2 separate regions of the Mus musculus genome follow, and region 2 is linked to region 1. Evidence: chromatin loops called from intact Hi-C (ENCODE). Cell type or tissue: left cerebral cortex. All regions are shown on one strand.

Region 1 (8,000 bases):
GCTATGGCTTCTGCAATGGCCTTTATCTGCTGCAAAATTAAGGATGAAAGCTACACCCGTCTGTGGGTATAAGAGTATTTAAAAAACAGTTGGATATCACACTAGTTTAGGAAATAAACAGTACTTGGTTGTAGGCATAAGTTTTTTGCAGCCTATTTTAATAAACGATTAATGGCTCCCTTTGCCTATCACCCAGCAGAGGAAGTGGAAGAGAAAAGATATTAGGATTTGGGGAAGTGGACCTGTTTAGCAATAGTTCTTTGGGGGCATGCTAAATCTTCTTTGTCAGCAGTTCAGTCCCATAGCAAACACCAAATACAAGCCAGCAGCTTCAGTCCAGTCCTCTAAGCACGCAGACACCATGCACAAACCAGCAGCTGTAGTTCAACCCTGAAGAAACTACAAGGCTCACCAACTGACCCCAGACAAGGCTACTGAAGCAGCAAGCTGCTGCAGGAACTTCACAAGTGCCTTTGTTCTTTGGTGAGTTTGTCTTAATGGCAGCGTTACCACAAGTGGAGCTCAACTATGCTAGGTAAGGCCAACCAATACATGCATGTTGTTAGTGGAGAATAGTGAGGTAGAACAAACCAAACCAATGCTCCTCCTCCACTGTCTATGGGATCATATTTATACTATTTCATTATGGGTCCTTCCACATGTTTGCTATATCAGAGCATCCTTTCACCTGTATCTACTTCAGGAAAACATTCTTTCCTGTGTCTCCTTTAGCAAGATATCCTTTCACCTGTGTGCTCTGGCAAAACATCATTTGACATAGTGACTTTCCCGCCCAGAAGTCTCCACTTCAGTAGGCTGTCCTCTAGGGTCTGTGACATCTCCATCCACAGATGGTTGGCTAGGTTTATAGTATCAGGAATGAATTCCCTCCTACTTCACAGGCCTTAAGTCCAACTTGATAGCTGGAGGTTACCCGTGAGGTGTAAGTGCCACTACTGCACTCTTGGGAAGATCTTACCATGCTTGTCATTGTTGTGGTTCAAAGGCATTACAGCTGACTAGGACTATTTTATTTCTTTTCTAGTTTGCATAGCAGCCTCAGAAACTGTGGTTTTCAGAGAGGAGGTTTCCAGATCGGTTCCAACTCCATTCCTCCAACTGCTGTGTCCAAAGTGTGTGATGCCTTCACCAGTAGGGTCTTAACATCAATTTCTGTGTGCAGCCAGTCTCTTGGGCACCCTTGGCCAATAACTCAAAGGGCATTGGCTTATTACTGGCACTGGGAGTTTTGTTAAATAGTCTGTGGTTTGGGGGGTAAAAATTATCACTGAGGCCATCTCTGGAGCTTAGGTTCTCTCTTGAAGATTGCCAAGGGAGAAGAGCATCAGTGGGGAGCAAGACTTGGTCTTGGGAGGGGTTAGAGTTGCTTTCTATAATCACATATACTTATCCTGACTAAGGTACTCTGAGCCAGAAGCTGCAAGCCTCTGGACCTATTGACTTGTTGCTAACAGTGGGGAAGGGGGTAGATAAAGGAATTACTTCTAGGACTCCCTTGTCTGGCTAGGCAGACAGAAGCCTCTCTGAATTTGATGGTTATCTGTTTGTGAACCAGAAGTTAAGGAAATTAAAAGAATTCCAATCTTTTACACAGGCAAATAAATAGGCACAGAAGCATATACATTCATATGCACATTTATATTTTCATTCACACATTAACACATTCACATTTTGTTGGGTCCAACCACCTGTCTGATACACTCCACAAGTATTCATGCACATTTACATACACACATATGCCTACACATGTACATACAAACAGACATATATACATTTGGATGGATGGATGGGGCAAAGCCCCTCAAGCCAAAGTACCCAACCAGCTTTATTTCTTTTCTCTGGCCTTTTTGAACTTTCTCAGCCAAAAAGTTCTTTAGACCATTACCTCACAGACAAAATGTTACATAAAATGGAAGTTACAGAGGATGTTGATATTGAGTTCAAAGCAGTGTTTCATTCTATATGCTCATTATAAGTTCAAAGCAACAGTTTTTTCATGGCCTTGCCTTATCATAGTACACACCTATGACTTTATCCTTCAACCTAAATGTTTTTGCTTGAACAAAAATTTGTCCCAATTCTATTTGACTTTTAGTGTGATTATGAAAACTCACTATATTTCTTATTATGAAGACTTTACTTGCTATTATGAGGAACGGGAATATTCTATTCTTGATTCTAACTTTATTACATCTTTCTAGCAAAACAACTAAAACCATCTCTAAAATCTTCCTAAAGTTATTTGAATCAAGCCAGAAATTCTATAGCATCATTAATTCATCTAAACAGCATTAATTCATGAAAATTTACCTTTATGATGATATGCAGGATCTGATCAATAGGATGGACTAATGCCCATAAACTATCATATTAATTTAGTAATGACAAAAAAAGGCATATCAACTGCTAAGAAGCAATCCTGAGACGAAGTCTCTTTGGGACCTTGCCTCATAAAGCTTACCCATTTCAGACCATGCAATAAAGGTGGACCACCTCCAGAAAGGCTACTTGCTAACTTTAGCTTATCCTAAGAAAAAGATGTATGTGTGAGTGTGCATGTGCATGTGCGAGTGTGTGTGTGTGTGTGTGTGTGTGTGTATTATTTCAGGTAAACATAAAATGTTTCCTTATGGCCTTTTCAAACATTTTTGTTGTTATTTCTCCTTCTTCCATTCCCCTCCCCAATGAAAGATCACCCCTCCCCCTTTTCCCATTTCCCATTTCCCATTTCTCCCTTTCTAGCACCCATGTCTTACTACTCCCCTCTCTAGAACTCCTACACAGGCCCCATCCATGATCCATTTTTTTTCTTCCAGATTTTCAGTTATTCTAGGTTATGCAGTCACATGTAAAGACTCAGAGAAAAGATGCAATTACAGATAAATGGATGGATAATATTAGAAACATTATAATAAGTGAGGTGACCCAGAAATGACTCATGTCCTTCTTTGTTTTTGAGTCATTACTTGTGAGCTGTCAATCCCAGGACTGTTCTTTCATCACTCACCTGGGTGACTTGTGAAAGAAAAATTGAGCAGTTGTTTTCTTAATCACACATTTTGAAAATAATAATTTGTTTATTGCAGTGCAATGGTGACACAATTGTTAGGAAAAAAAAGTAAATGAAATGCTAGACAAGGAAGGTTACCTCCTTCTCTCTAAAGCAGTGAGACAGTCCACATAGTCTCTGTGTTTAATTTTTACTTGCGTAAGTAAATTATATAAAATATAGATGATTACCTAAGAATGTATTTATACATGTAATTTTAGTTAAAATTATACCATACCCTTACATGTTTCTTCAGTTATACAGTAAGCTAATTTTAACCTAACACTTCTACACATTTACAAAATTACACTAAGTTATTGATGACTATGCTAACAAGACATTGGCAGAGGTCCTCATTGTCTGTAGGTGAGTAGTCTAGGTAGGAGGTATGTATATTTACAAAATGCATCAATTAAAGCCAAATTCCCAGTCTCTGTGTGTGGTTAGGATATCTGCATACTTGGTCCCCACCTGATGGTTCTATGTGGAAAGGTTAAGAATGTTCATGAGGCAGAGCAGGAAGGGGGTACGTTATGCAGATGGGATCTGCGAGATGCTATCTTAACTTGGATTTTATTCTATTCTGTCTATATGTCCTTACCTACTCAGATGTAAGCAATTCCCCACCTCCACAGCCACATCCACCCTTGCCTCTGTTATCCTGGCATAACAGACTACACTTTCTCAAACTGTGTGGCAAAGGAACCCCCCTATTTACATTGCTTCTTGTCAGAATACGTGGTCACAGCCATGAGAAAAAGTCATGTACTATCTCAGAGTTTCTCACCCTGTGGGTCGCGACATCAGGCATCCTACATATCAGGCATTTATTTATACTGTGATTCATAACAGTGGCAAAATTACAGTTATGAAGTAGCAACAAAATAATCTGATGGTTGAGGGGTCACCACAACATGAGGAACTACATTAAAGAGTCACAGCATTAGGAAGGCTGAGAAGGACTATACTATCCAATAATGTCAGCAAGAAGTTTGCCTTTCCAAACACTCCACATACCTCTTTCCTCTGTCAATATATCTTAGATACCCAATCCCTTGTGCTCAACAAGAAAGCACTTTTTTGAGGGCAGCATAGAACTTTTCCAGATGCATAAGTTCAGGTATGAGCAGGATGAAGCTGAAGAACCAGACCAGTGGGTTGAGCTGCGTTTAGTGGAGGGAATTTGTAAGTAGATCAGTAGACTACTGGTATAAGAATGGAAGACACATTTGACATATCCTTGAATCTTCGGTGCAGCTTGGTCCTAGAAACCTGGGTGAGCAACAGCAGGAGGGGAGAAATGAAGGACACACATATGGAAGAGCTGGTTTTGTGTGGGATGTGACCAATCTGGTGGAGAGTACCAACTGTGTAACAACTCAGGGCTGTTACTATGCACAGCACAGGAGAATGGGTGAGCTTGTCTCAATGGAAAGTTCTCTGGTCTGAGACACGACCACACTCATGTCAATAAAATACTCACTCAGGACATCATCTGCTCCTTACTCTCAAGGGCAGAATTTCCAACACACTCATGCAATCTCAAGTTCAAGCACTCTCAGTTGTACTGGTCTACCCAAGACCTTGCCAGCAAAATATCCAAGCATGCCCTCATGTGGTAGGATGGTTTCAGTAAATGACTTTCATTGAACTGTAATGTATGTATGTATGTATGTATGTATGTATGTATGTATGTTTGAATGTATGCATGTGGACAGATACTGGGGAGTCTGTGGACTTTTTAGTACAGAGTGAAGAGGACCTCCAACTGGTTAAAAGTATTCTTAACTTCTACACTAAAAAACTCTACCTCTAATCCATGTGGTATTCTCCTGTACTGAGATCAAACCTGCAGGAACAGAAGACAATATGTAGCATAAATAGATCCTCTGGTTTCTTAATCCCTGCTCCTGATAAAAAAGAATCCCCCAAAACAAACAAACAAACAAACAAACAAACTGTTGCAACTGAGAGAGCCAAAAGCTAGACTGGGAGCAAATTCTATTATTATTAAATGTAACAAATTGCCAGTCAAGAGTCTCTTGTCATCAGTTCTTGTCAAAACAGAAATGCTGTCCCCTAAAAGCTATGCTCAGCATTGCCAAGAGCACAGCCATAAGTAAGCCATGTATTTGCCTTTTTTATTTTTTAGATTCAGTCTAAAATAAAGTCCCTGGGAACTCCTCTTATCTACAGCCCTGACATACAGCAGCGGCAAGGGGGGGGGGATTTTGTTGTGTGAAGTCATGTGCGCCCTAATCAATGATTTTGAGACATGAGCAAATGCCTGTCCTTCCTGTCTATGGAAAGTAGATTAGCAAATGTGTTGTTCCAGGAAGAGGGGATTCAGGAGAGTGGAAAGCATGTGGGAGCTTAATTAAGAACTAGAGTATTATCCGGGGCTTGGGGATGTTCTTTATTTCTGCTGTGTGTGTGTGTGTGTGTGTGTGTGTGTGTGTGTGTGTGTGTGTATGCTAGAAGAAGGCATGGTATCCCCTTTAAGTTATAACTACAGAAGATTGTGACCCATCAAATATGGGGGGGTCCTCTGTAAGAGCAGCAAGCACTCTTAACTTCTGGGCCATCTCTCAGGCCCCTCTTAAAGTTCTATTTCCTTTGACATTCTAATTAAATATGCTTCTGCATTTGTAATTACATTTTCATGCATATTTACAGCCATTTCTTAAAACCATGGATTTTTTTCTTCTTTTTGTTTTCTTTTTTTTTTTTTCCTTTATTAACCTATCTTAGCCTGGATACATCCTTGCTATGACCCAAGGGTTGCGTTGCATAGAGAAGTTTCTCAGATGATGACTGACCAGGGCTGATTGACACCAGCCTGAAAAGCACAGACATAGGCGGCTATGGAAAGAGACAAAGAGACAAAGCTAGGTAACAGTATATGTGCTCTCTGTTCTTTAACATTTCCAAGCAAACTTTCACATCCTTTCCTGAGGTCCCAGCACCACCTTTTCCCTTGTTTTGGCAAGCTTTCTCCTTCCTGTCTTCTCTCCCTCCCCCTCCCCTTCTCCTCCTCTCCATTCCCCTCTTCATCCCCCTCTTCTACATATCCTCTCCTTCCCCTTCTCCCTCTCTATCTCCCTCTCCCTCCCTTTCCTCTTCCCCTCCCACTCTCCCTTCCCTTTCCCTGCCCCTACCTATCCCTCCACCTCCACCTCTCCCTGTCCTCCATTCCCCCTGCCTCTCCATCCCTTTCCTTCCCCTCCCCCTCCATCTCCATCACTACCCTGCCCTATTCCTTCTCTTTCCTTCCAAAGATGCAGTAGAGATCTTTGTGAAAAGATGCTGAGGATTTTAAGCAGCATACCCCAAGTTGTCACACACTTCTAACTCCCTGGCATCTCTCTCTGATATATAAGTTCAACAGGGTCTTCTTACAAAGACTGCCACACAAGACATGTGGTTCACTCAGTGTGGAGAGGACTTTAGCTTAGATCTAGATGGACTCTTTCACAATAGATGAAATTATGAACCTCGGGGAAGGCTATTGTCTGAAGCTATGGCAAGTTGATGGTAGCAATAAATGTAGACTCAGGTCTACTGTCTCTCTGTGCTTTTTCTCTTAAATCACTTGTGATACTAAAAACCCCTCTTAGCACTGACATTAAGTTTGCTATTGACATCATAGATGCTGTAAGAGTTGATTCTAGAGGGGGTTCTGGGCACCTGGTTCCAGGACTCCTCTCTCCCAGCAATTAAATTACATTAACAATGGACATGACTAATCATGGCTAAAACTTGGTTCTCCTGGGAAGAAGGAAGACCAACTGAAGAACTGCCTTCAACAGATTCACCTGTGGGCATGTCTGTGGGGCACTGTACTCATTGAACACTGATGGTCAAAGGCCCAGCCCATTGTGAGCAATACTACCTGTAGGTTGTACATGTGGTACTAGGTGGTATAAGAAACCTCACAGAGAACCAGCATGGAAGGTGAGCCAGAAAGCAACATTCCTTCATGGTCTCTGCTTCAGTTCCTGCCTCCAGGTTCCTACCCTGAGATTCCTGCCTTGGCTTCCCTTAATAGTGGATATGCCACCCTTTGGCATTTCCAGCTAACACCTGGAATAATATGGCACTGTAAGGCAAATAAACCTTTTTCCTCCACAAACTACTCTTGGCCAGTGTTGTTTTTTATAAAACGATAAGGAGAAAAGAAATATGTTTGGTGGATATATAGTCAGGTATGGGGGAAGGGGGTGCCTCCTTGGGCCCATGCTGGGGCATCCCTTTCTCCTGAGGGACAAACCACATGGTATAGTATAGAATAGAGTTTATTCAGGGAATGGAGAGAGTTGAGAGGGTAGTAGAGACAGAGAGTGGGAGGGAAAGAGTGAGAGAGAGAGAGAGAGAGAGAGAGAGAGAGAGAGAGAGAGAGAGAGAGAGAGGGAGAGAGAAAGAGAGAAAGAGAGAGAGAGGAGGAAGAAGAAGAAGAAAAAGAAGAAGAAGAAGAAGAAGAAGAAGAAGAAGAAGAAGAAGAAGAAGAAGAAGAAGAAGAAGAAGAAGAAGAAGAAGAGGAGGAGGAGGAGGAGGAGGAGGAGGAGGAGGAGGAAGAGGAAGAAGAAGAAGAAGAAGAAGAAGAAGAAGAAGAAGAAGAAGAAGAAGAAGAAGAAGAAGAAGAAGAAGAAGAAGAAGAAGAAGAAGAGAGGCAGAGCATGAGCACGTGGAAAGAGAAGGGGGAAGGAAGTGGGGAGAGCAGAGTGGGCAAGCAGCCCCTTTTATAGTGAGTCAGGACACCTGGCTGTTGCCAGGTAACTGTGAGGCAGAGCCTAGACAAAATACTAACATTCCCCCATTTTGGTTTAATTTAAAAAAAAATGGTGTTTAATCATAGCAACAGAGAAGGACACTATGTTACATACCTTAGTGATTTTTCTTGAAGTCATTGAATATCAAATGGTGTCTTCTG
Region 2 (8,000 bases), 87 kb before region 1:
CGTTGGTTATGGGAGCAACAAGAAAACCAAGCACATGCTGCCTAGTGGCTTCTGGAAGTTTCTGGTCCACAATGTCAAGGAGCTGGAAGCCCAGCTGATGTATAACAAATCTTTCTGTGCTGAGATTGCTCACGATGTTTTCTTTAAGAACTGAAAAGCTACCATAGAAAGAGCAGCACAGCTGGCCATCAGAGTCACCAATCCCAATGCCAGGCTACACAGCAAAGAAAATGAATAGATGGCTTGCGTGCATGTTTTGTATTTAAATAAAACCACAATAATTGAAGAAGAAAAAAAGCTGAGAGGTGATAGGTAGCCTCACCCTTACCTCTCCACTGTCTTGTGAGCTAACCTGGACTTTAATGTCTCTCTCAGTTCCCTCTTCTGTTGACAGTTCCTTGTCTGATGCACAGAGGAAACCCATGAGAGGCAAACACCAGTCCTCATGTCCAAGAGATCTAGGACAGAATGGAGAGATGACAATTTTTACTTTTTGGCATGTCACTCTCCACAGCTCACCCCCTTCATTTTATAATTCTTTGACAAACTCACATGCACACACGTGTGCAAACACACACACTCCCTACACACAATTGGTCATTTTCCCCATTACCTTCTGCCCTCCCCCTCTTTCTCCCACTGAAATTCTTTCCCTCAACAGGCCCCCTTCTTCTTTGACGATTTCATTTTCACCCCACCCAGTGAAGGTTGCTTGCAAGATCATGAGTGTTGGGCTACTTATACAATACAGACACCAGCGGCAATATCATTGAAGAAAATGACACTTCCTCTTCCAGAACCCATAGACTTCTCATTGTCCCCCAGTGACAGATGGGGCAGCCACACCAGCCCCTCCCCCATGCAGGATGAAATGTTGACAGGGCACAGTCTGCTGTAGGTCTTCCGCAGGTGCCAACAGCTGAGGTGAGTTCCTGAGTGAGTGCGGGGGCTGTGCCGTGTCTAGAAGACACTGTTTTACAGCACGCACACGTACACACTCTCTCACACACACCCAGCAGCCTTGGATCTTACAGTCTTTCTTACCCCTCTTCTGTGGGCCTCCACGTGGGTGACATATGTAAGGTTGAGCATTCAACAGTCACTTGTTCTGGGCACCTTGACCAGTTGTGAGTCTTTAACCACTCCATTCTGCTTCTCTGGGAATACTGAGAGGAGCCCTCACCTCCAAGCACAAGCAAGCACTTCAGAGGATGTTCACACCATGCCTGCTTAGCAAACCAACCATTGTAGTTCTTCCCTGTCTTTGTGAGCTTGGTTCTCCTCCCAACCCCTCAGTGTTGTGTGGGCAATTTCACCAGCAACAAACACCAGAAAGACAGCATTACCAAGTATGTAAGAACACAAATACAATCCTGATCTGAGGGATAGAGAGGAGGCAAAGAAGTTTAATGATTCCTTGGAAGGAGCTTGACTCAGTACATTCTGGCCGCCATGGGTTCCTGTCATTAGGAGTGCTGGGGGCTCAATGCAGCCACCAGCTTTCAGTGACTGTTCTTCCTTCTATCTGTACTGATTCCCTTCCCTTAGGCAGGTGCTGCTTCCTCTAAAGATGTTCCCAAACAACTGTCATGGTTGTGTGTGTATGTGTGTGTGTGTGTGTGTGTGTGTGTGTGTGTGTGTGTGTGTGTGTGTGTGTGTAGAAGTCCCTGAATGTTCCTTCAGTCAGTCCAGGAATTTGCCTATAATGGGCATTAGATTTCTCACACCAACCCACCTTGCACAAGAAGAATGTCAGGGCTGTGCTGGAAAGCTGAGGGGGCATCTATTCCCCTGTGGCACTGGCTAGAGAAAGACAACTAGTCCCATCTTAAACTAAAAAGACTGTGAATGGGGCGGCATGCAGGGGCCATGATTCAGAGTCTTTATGCCTTCGTCAATGAGTATTTGCTGCAAAGTTACATGTGGCTGGAAAACAGAAGTCAAGGGTATGGAACATAACTAATTTGGTTCTCCCAACAGCAGCCTCATCATCTTTGTGTAGGGCAATTGGTCTATGGATGCCCAGCCATGTAGGGCCCTCCATGTAAACTTACTCTGTAGGCCCTTTTCTTACAACCTATCTCCCCACATTACCCAAAATAATTTGTGACATGTAACAGGATTTCGAAAACCTTGTGAAAACTAACTTTACAGAATTCTACCTTTTTGAAAAATCTACTTTGCAGCGGGTCATGAGGTGAGAATCATTGTGAATCTTGAGTTTCAACTAAGGAGTAGCGATTTCCACAAATGTGTGGAGTTTTCATATCAGCGTTGATGTTGAGGAAAATCAACACAATTTGACATGCTAACTGCTTATTTCACAGCAGACACTGCCATGGCTCAAGGTAGGTGGGATGATCGAAGGCCAGGGAGACAGTGATAAAGCTGTGTCTAGCCCCTGGTGTCCAGCTTATTCATGACACCTTTTCTTCTCCCAGTACACTTGAGTGTGTTGGCAAAGAACGAGAAGCAAGTTAGAGAAGTGACAGGGGCAAGGTCTTGACACACCTAGGCCCTCAGGGAAAGTTCTAGAAGGAAGGGTCATATTCTCAATGCCTCTTTCCCTGTTCACCTGGGGTCAGGCTAATCTGAGAATAAGCTCTGTGTCAATTGGTAACTGAAAGAAAAGTTGGCTATAGACTACAATCAAGGATACTGTGAACAATGGAGCTTGCGGAGGGGTGGGGGAGGTGTCAGAGAAAATGAAAACAAACAAACAAACAAACAAACAAACAAAAAACACTGTGGTGGGTCTTTATGCTGATGACATCATCTAAAATGCTCTCCTGGGTGGAAGACTAAAACTACTTGGAGAAGTAGGTGATGATTGAAGACATGCTCAGAGTATGTATGCACAAGGGTGGTGTGGACAGGATGCTCGCCCTAACACAAACTCATAGGCTGTGGTCACCACATCCAGAGTACACCGGTTCAGTCATCCTCCAGACCAACTGCATCCTCTGTAAATCTGCAGAGGTGCCGTGACACACAGGCACGAGGAGGTCTTCCATCCTCCCTCCTTAACTTCAGGCAAGAGGAAAGGAGCTGCCACCAAGATGGAGCCTGCGCCGAGGTGAGGAGTGACTCTCTGTGATTGTGGCACTGCTCCAGCCTCCCCTACACGGTGCTCTGCCTGCTAATTAACGCATCCGTCCTTCCCCACAGGTGGGGAAGTGGCCTGTGAGTGCTGTCTGGCTGCCTGGGGCCAGCAAGGCCTGACCCTGCTACCCACTCAAAGTGCTATACACTTTGGAGCTGGATGACTCCTCAAGAGAAGACCCCTCTGGTCCAGTACCAAGTCTTCCTCCTCCCTCTTGCAGTGGGGGAAGGAGGGAGAGGGCAGGCTGTGGATGGCAGAGAAACTCGGGGGCTGGTTTACCGCAAACAGACTGAGCTGCTTACGGGCTGGTGATGCTGCCAGCAACCCCAGATGGCTCAGAACCTGCTGCTCTTGCTGAAAATTGATTTTGGAGGCAGCAAGGGAAGGAGGAGGGTGGGCAGGCGAAGGGGCTGCAGGGCAGGGGCGGGGGGTGGGGAGGGTTGCCAAATAGAGGGTAGAATGTATAAGCTCTGATAAGGCTCCTGAGCCAGCACTCTCTGGGCAAAAAGAGGGAAAGATCTATGCAGGGAGGACATTTGGTTAAAATTTCTACCTCTGTGTTCTACTTCCTGTGTGTGTGTGTGTGTGTGTGTGTGTGTGTGTGTGTGTGTGTGTGTATTCTGGTATGCATGTGCACATGTGAAGACCACATATAGCCTCCTCTATATCATTATTATTGTTGTTGTTTTATCATTATTATGTAATATTATTATAAATAGGATCTTTCACTAAACCTGTGGCTCACTCTTTTGAATAGACTGGCTGGCCACTGGTCCTCCAGTCTCCATCTTCCAGCACTAGGGACACAGATGTGCGTTCCCACACCCAGATTCTACATGGCTGTTTGGGATCCAAATTCAGACCCTCATCCTTGCACAGCAAGCACTTCATCCACTGAACCATCTCCCCTGCCCTCTATTTCTTCTTTACCTTGCTGCCTTTTCCCCATCTCCTCTGGACTTCATGGGTACTCCCTGGTTACTGTCTTTGTGTTATAGGGTAGAATGGCATGGGAAAGTGTCCTATATGGGTAACTTCCATGACCCCCTCCCACCTCAACGAAGTAACCCAGTGCTGAGGGTATTTAAGCTTTGATCTCCTGATTGTGATGGCTTCCTGGGGACTCTGGATTCTACTCTATATTAATATCTTAAATTATTTTCATTAACAATAGCAGCACATGATCCAATGACCTCTATACCTGCTTTGGCTTTTTTTATTCCTCCAAATACTAATGGTCTCTGGGCCCTCCCACCAAGGACACAAACACTGATGCTAAAGCGACCATTCCGGGCCATGAGCCTCACAGAGTTCATGAGATAATAAGAGAAAGGGGCAAGTTCCCGCAGTTCACATGAGCAGCAGCATACAGTGGGCTGAAGTGGAAAGTAACAGCCTTCCCAGCCGTGTAAGGTCAAACTCGTCTGGGGAGAGCTCGTCTGAGGAGGGGCTGAAAAGCAGGGTGACCAGATTGGGAATGGGTTTTGTTCTTTGGGTTTGTTTCTCAGGCAAAGTGGCAGACATTTCTGTCCTGCATGAGATGGACCAACTAAATGTGAACACAGTATCTGTGCCCCCCTCTGTAAGATCATGAGGCAAACAAAATCACCAGGACCCACCAGCCCAACTGCCTTGCACTTTGGCCTTATGATTAAGAAAGCTGTTACATAAGGCAGAAGCCACAGAACAGCCCCATGAACTGTAAATGAAACTAACCAGGATACGGGGCAGGGGGACAAAATGTCATTCATAAGGGAGAGGAGAAAGGGATGACTTTATCCTTTCTAAAGGAAGAAAATGTGCAGGGATCAAGGGGGCAATAGACTCTTCTATCCAACTGTCCAGGGACAGGTACCTTTCAGACAAGGGTACCCAGGCAGGCAAGCAGCAGCCAGCCTTAGATTCCTATCTGCCCTTACAAATACACTTTCAGATCTTCAGATCTTTGGCTCCTCCAAAGAACTAGGGAGAGGGCTGAACCCTTCTATGTTAGAGCCAGAGGGTAAAGCTCAGATGAAGGTGCAGGAAGAGAGCTCAGCTATGTAGAGTCTATGGTTTTCCCCATTTTAGATGATGTGAGGAACAGAGCCCAGCCCTGGACATTTCTAGGATGACCGAGTCTGCCTAGAGCCCCATAGCAACAAGGACCATCACCCCCAGACACTGGGGACTGAAGAGCTTGACTCAATGGCATGGCTTTCTCCCTTCCTCTTATTCTTGCCTAGACAAGATCCCATAGTGTTTACACTATGCAACACATAGTGTTACATAGGGTAACAATCATTAGCCCCAACCAAGCCCACAAGGAGGAGGAACATAAACCTTCCTTGAATGAATGGATTTTTTTTTCTGTATGTGTGTTTGTTTGAAAAGACACAATTAAAAGTTATTAACAGTTACAGAGTTACAGCAAAGCTTAGGACAGGCCACTTTCCCCAGAGGCAGGATGCTGCTTGTCTCTAGCACTTGGGGGCAGAGAACACATTTTTAATTTGTTCCAGGGTGTCAACCTCAATCCTAACAAATAAGTTTTTCTCCCTCCTTTTGGGATCAGCCTGATCTTCAAAAGGGAAGAGAAGGAGAACTCTACAACGATCCTTCTGCATGGCTCAGCAGATACTCTCCTTCCTAGGTCTGAAATGACCTCCCTCTTAGCTGCTCAGAGCCCCTGAGAGGTTTCTCAGGAGCTGAATGTGCAGCCAATCTGTCACCCAGATTGTGACATTCACCCATGATGACTTCAAGGGCCATATACTAGAGATAGAATCAGGTGTGCAGGGACACTAGTTTGGGGAGTTTCTCATCCATTGCCCTGCCCCTGATAAGTGTCTGACACCTGGAGAAAACATTCATACCAACACATGGCAACCTGGCTGAACATCATGCGAACAGGACCAGTGAGCTAAGAGTGTCTTTCTCAGCTCTGGTGGAAAGCAACGCAACAGAAGGTCACAAACAAATGGTGTATGAACCCGGCTTCACTTTCTGGACATTTTGCATCCCAGTGCAGTTCAGCTTATTGACTCCATCACTAATTGATTCTTCTAAAATTCTCCTCTAGAATCATTAGATGAACACATGTATGATTGGCCATAATGCTTATGGTCACTCTGGAACTGAGAAAAAGGACACAATAGAGTTGAGTTTCCTTTGAGGAGAGGGTCATCAAAAAGATGCCTCCCAGAGTATGACAGTGAGATAGATGACTTGGGTCCCAAAAGGATCTGGCTTTCTGGGAAAATTAGATATATGCCTCTCCATTCCCTCCACAAAATAACGTGATAGACCAACTTCCCACTTACATTACATAGAGAAAATGTCAATTCTGTCACCCCAAGTTCACGATAAACCCCACTGTTCAGTGTAACAGCTCTTGGAGATGGCTTCTTTAGACAGTATATGAGTTCTAAATGACAGAAATAGAGCCCTTATATAAAAAGAGTATGGGTCTCACCTGACCTTTTTTACCACATGAGGACACAATAGAAAACACCCATCTATGAACTAGGAAGTGGGCTCTCACCAGACACTGGACCCCATGGCATCTTGATCAGGACTTTCCCAGCTTCAAAATGTAAGGAAGGGATCTCTACTAACTCTACACTACTCCATGTATGGGGTTTTGTGGTGGAAACACAGGCCCACCCACACAGCAGATCTGCCACCCTAGCAGGCCTTAGACCACGCTTACTCTTCCCTGTCTCCGTTGCTCACACAACTACCTTGCAAGCTGACTTTAAATCTGTGCTCCTCCCTTAATATGTTCTGCTGTCATCTATATTTCATATTCAGCTCTTTAGGAAACTAGAACTCCTACAGATCCAGGGAAGAGGGTTTTCCTGAGTAGTGGCTGAAAAAGAATTGGGGTAGATGGGCTGAAAAAGGGGAGATGAAGATTAACCATGTTTAGTCTCATCCCTGAGTCCTTGAAGCTGTTTTGGCTCTTTCCAAAAGAGATGACTGCTCAATGGCCCCCTAGGAAATAGTGCAGCATCTACCCACACCTCAGCCTTCCAAAAGATGGAGTTCGGGAAGAGCTGGACAGCAGTCATCCCAGCATTCTGCAAGAGCCACAGCAGAAAAGTTGGACAGCCTGGGGCAGTGGGAGGGAACTAAAGTGGGGTATCCTTCACCCTTTCAACTCTGAGTATCCATGAAAAAAAATCATCTACAACACCCTTGATTTCTCATTTTAAAATACCAGTGATGTCATGTTAAAAACGTTCATTCTGAGGGTCTGTTATTGTTGTCATTAGACAGTTTCAAAGGTGAAAGATCTTTACAGTTTTCTAGACAGACTACAAGGTTCTGGCATTTCATGAGTTTTTTTTTTTTTTTTAGATATACAACTAGAATTGCATTTCAGATTTATGTTTGGACTCTGGCTTCCCCAGGCAAGCTTATGCTGACACCCCTCAACCCTTTCTAGACAGCTGAGCAGCTGAACAACACAGCCCAACCTTCTCATTTGATCTCTCTCTCTCTCTCTCTCCCTCTCTCTCTCTCTCCCTCCCTCCCTCCCTCTCCCCCTCTCTCTGTTTGTGTGTGTGTGTGTGTGTGTGTGTGTGTGTGTGTGTGTGTGTGTGTAGGTCAGAGGTCAACTCCATTTCTTGTATTCCATGTGTTCCATATACCATCTACCTTGTTTTGGAGGGCAGGGTCTCTCACTGGCCTGGTTAATCTAGGTTAAATGGCTAGAAAACTATAGGAATCAGCTTGCTTCTGCCTCCATAACTTTGGTATGAAAAGCCAATATCATCATGAAAAGCTCTCTTATGTAGGTTCTAAGGATTGAACTCAGGTCTTTAGGCATGCACAGCAAGCACTTTACAAGCTATCATCCGTGCCCTCAGACACATTTTGGAAAAGGAAAAGAAAACCAAGTATCCTAGAGGAA

Evidence for each region. Peaks named below come from ENCODE experiments on the same cell type or tissue, not always from the same donor. Only the 100,000 strongest peaks of a DNase experiment are listed, where the experiment ranks them.
Region 2: it touches region 1 in a loop (2.1-fold over the local background); 1 of 42 quality-filtered maps calls a loop at or near these places.

What each region holds. Positions count from the first base shown.
Region 1 is chr6:126,424,439-126,432,438 of GRCm38, forward strand. No RefSeq gene overlaps it. Among named protein-coding and RNA genes, the nearest start is that of Gm33276, 62 kb to the left of the region's middle. In left cerebral cortex, no CTCF peak of the experiment used is centred here; a DNase peak (open chromatin) is centred at 4,387.
Region 2 is chr6:126,337,045-126,345,044 of GRCm38, forward strand. It overlaps Gm33276 (a long non-coding RNA gene), which reads right to left. Exons shown (of 4, transcript XR_378033.4): 2 at 329-458. It also overlaps the pseudogene Gm44431. Among named protein-coding and RNA genes, the nearest start is that of Gm10415, 12 kb to the left of the region's middle. In left cerebral cortex, no CTCF peak of the experiment used is centred here; a DNase peak (open chromatin) is centred at 3,395.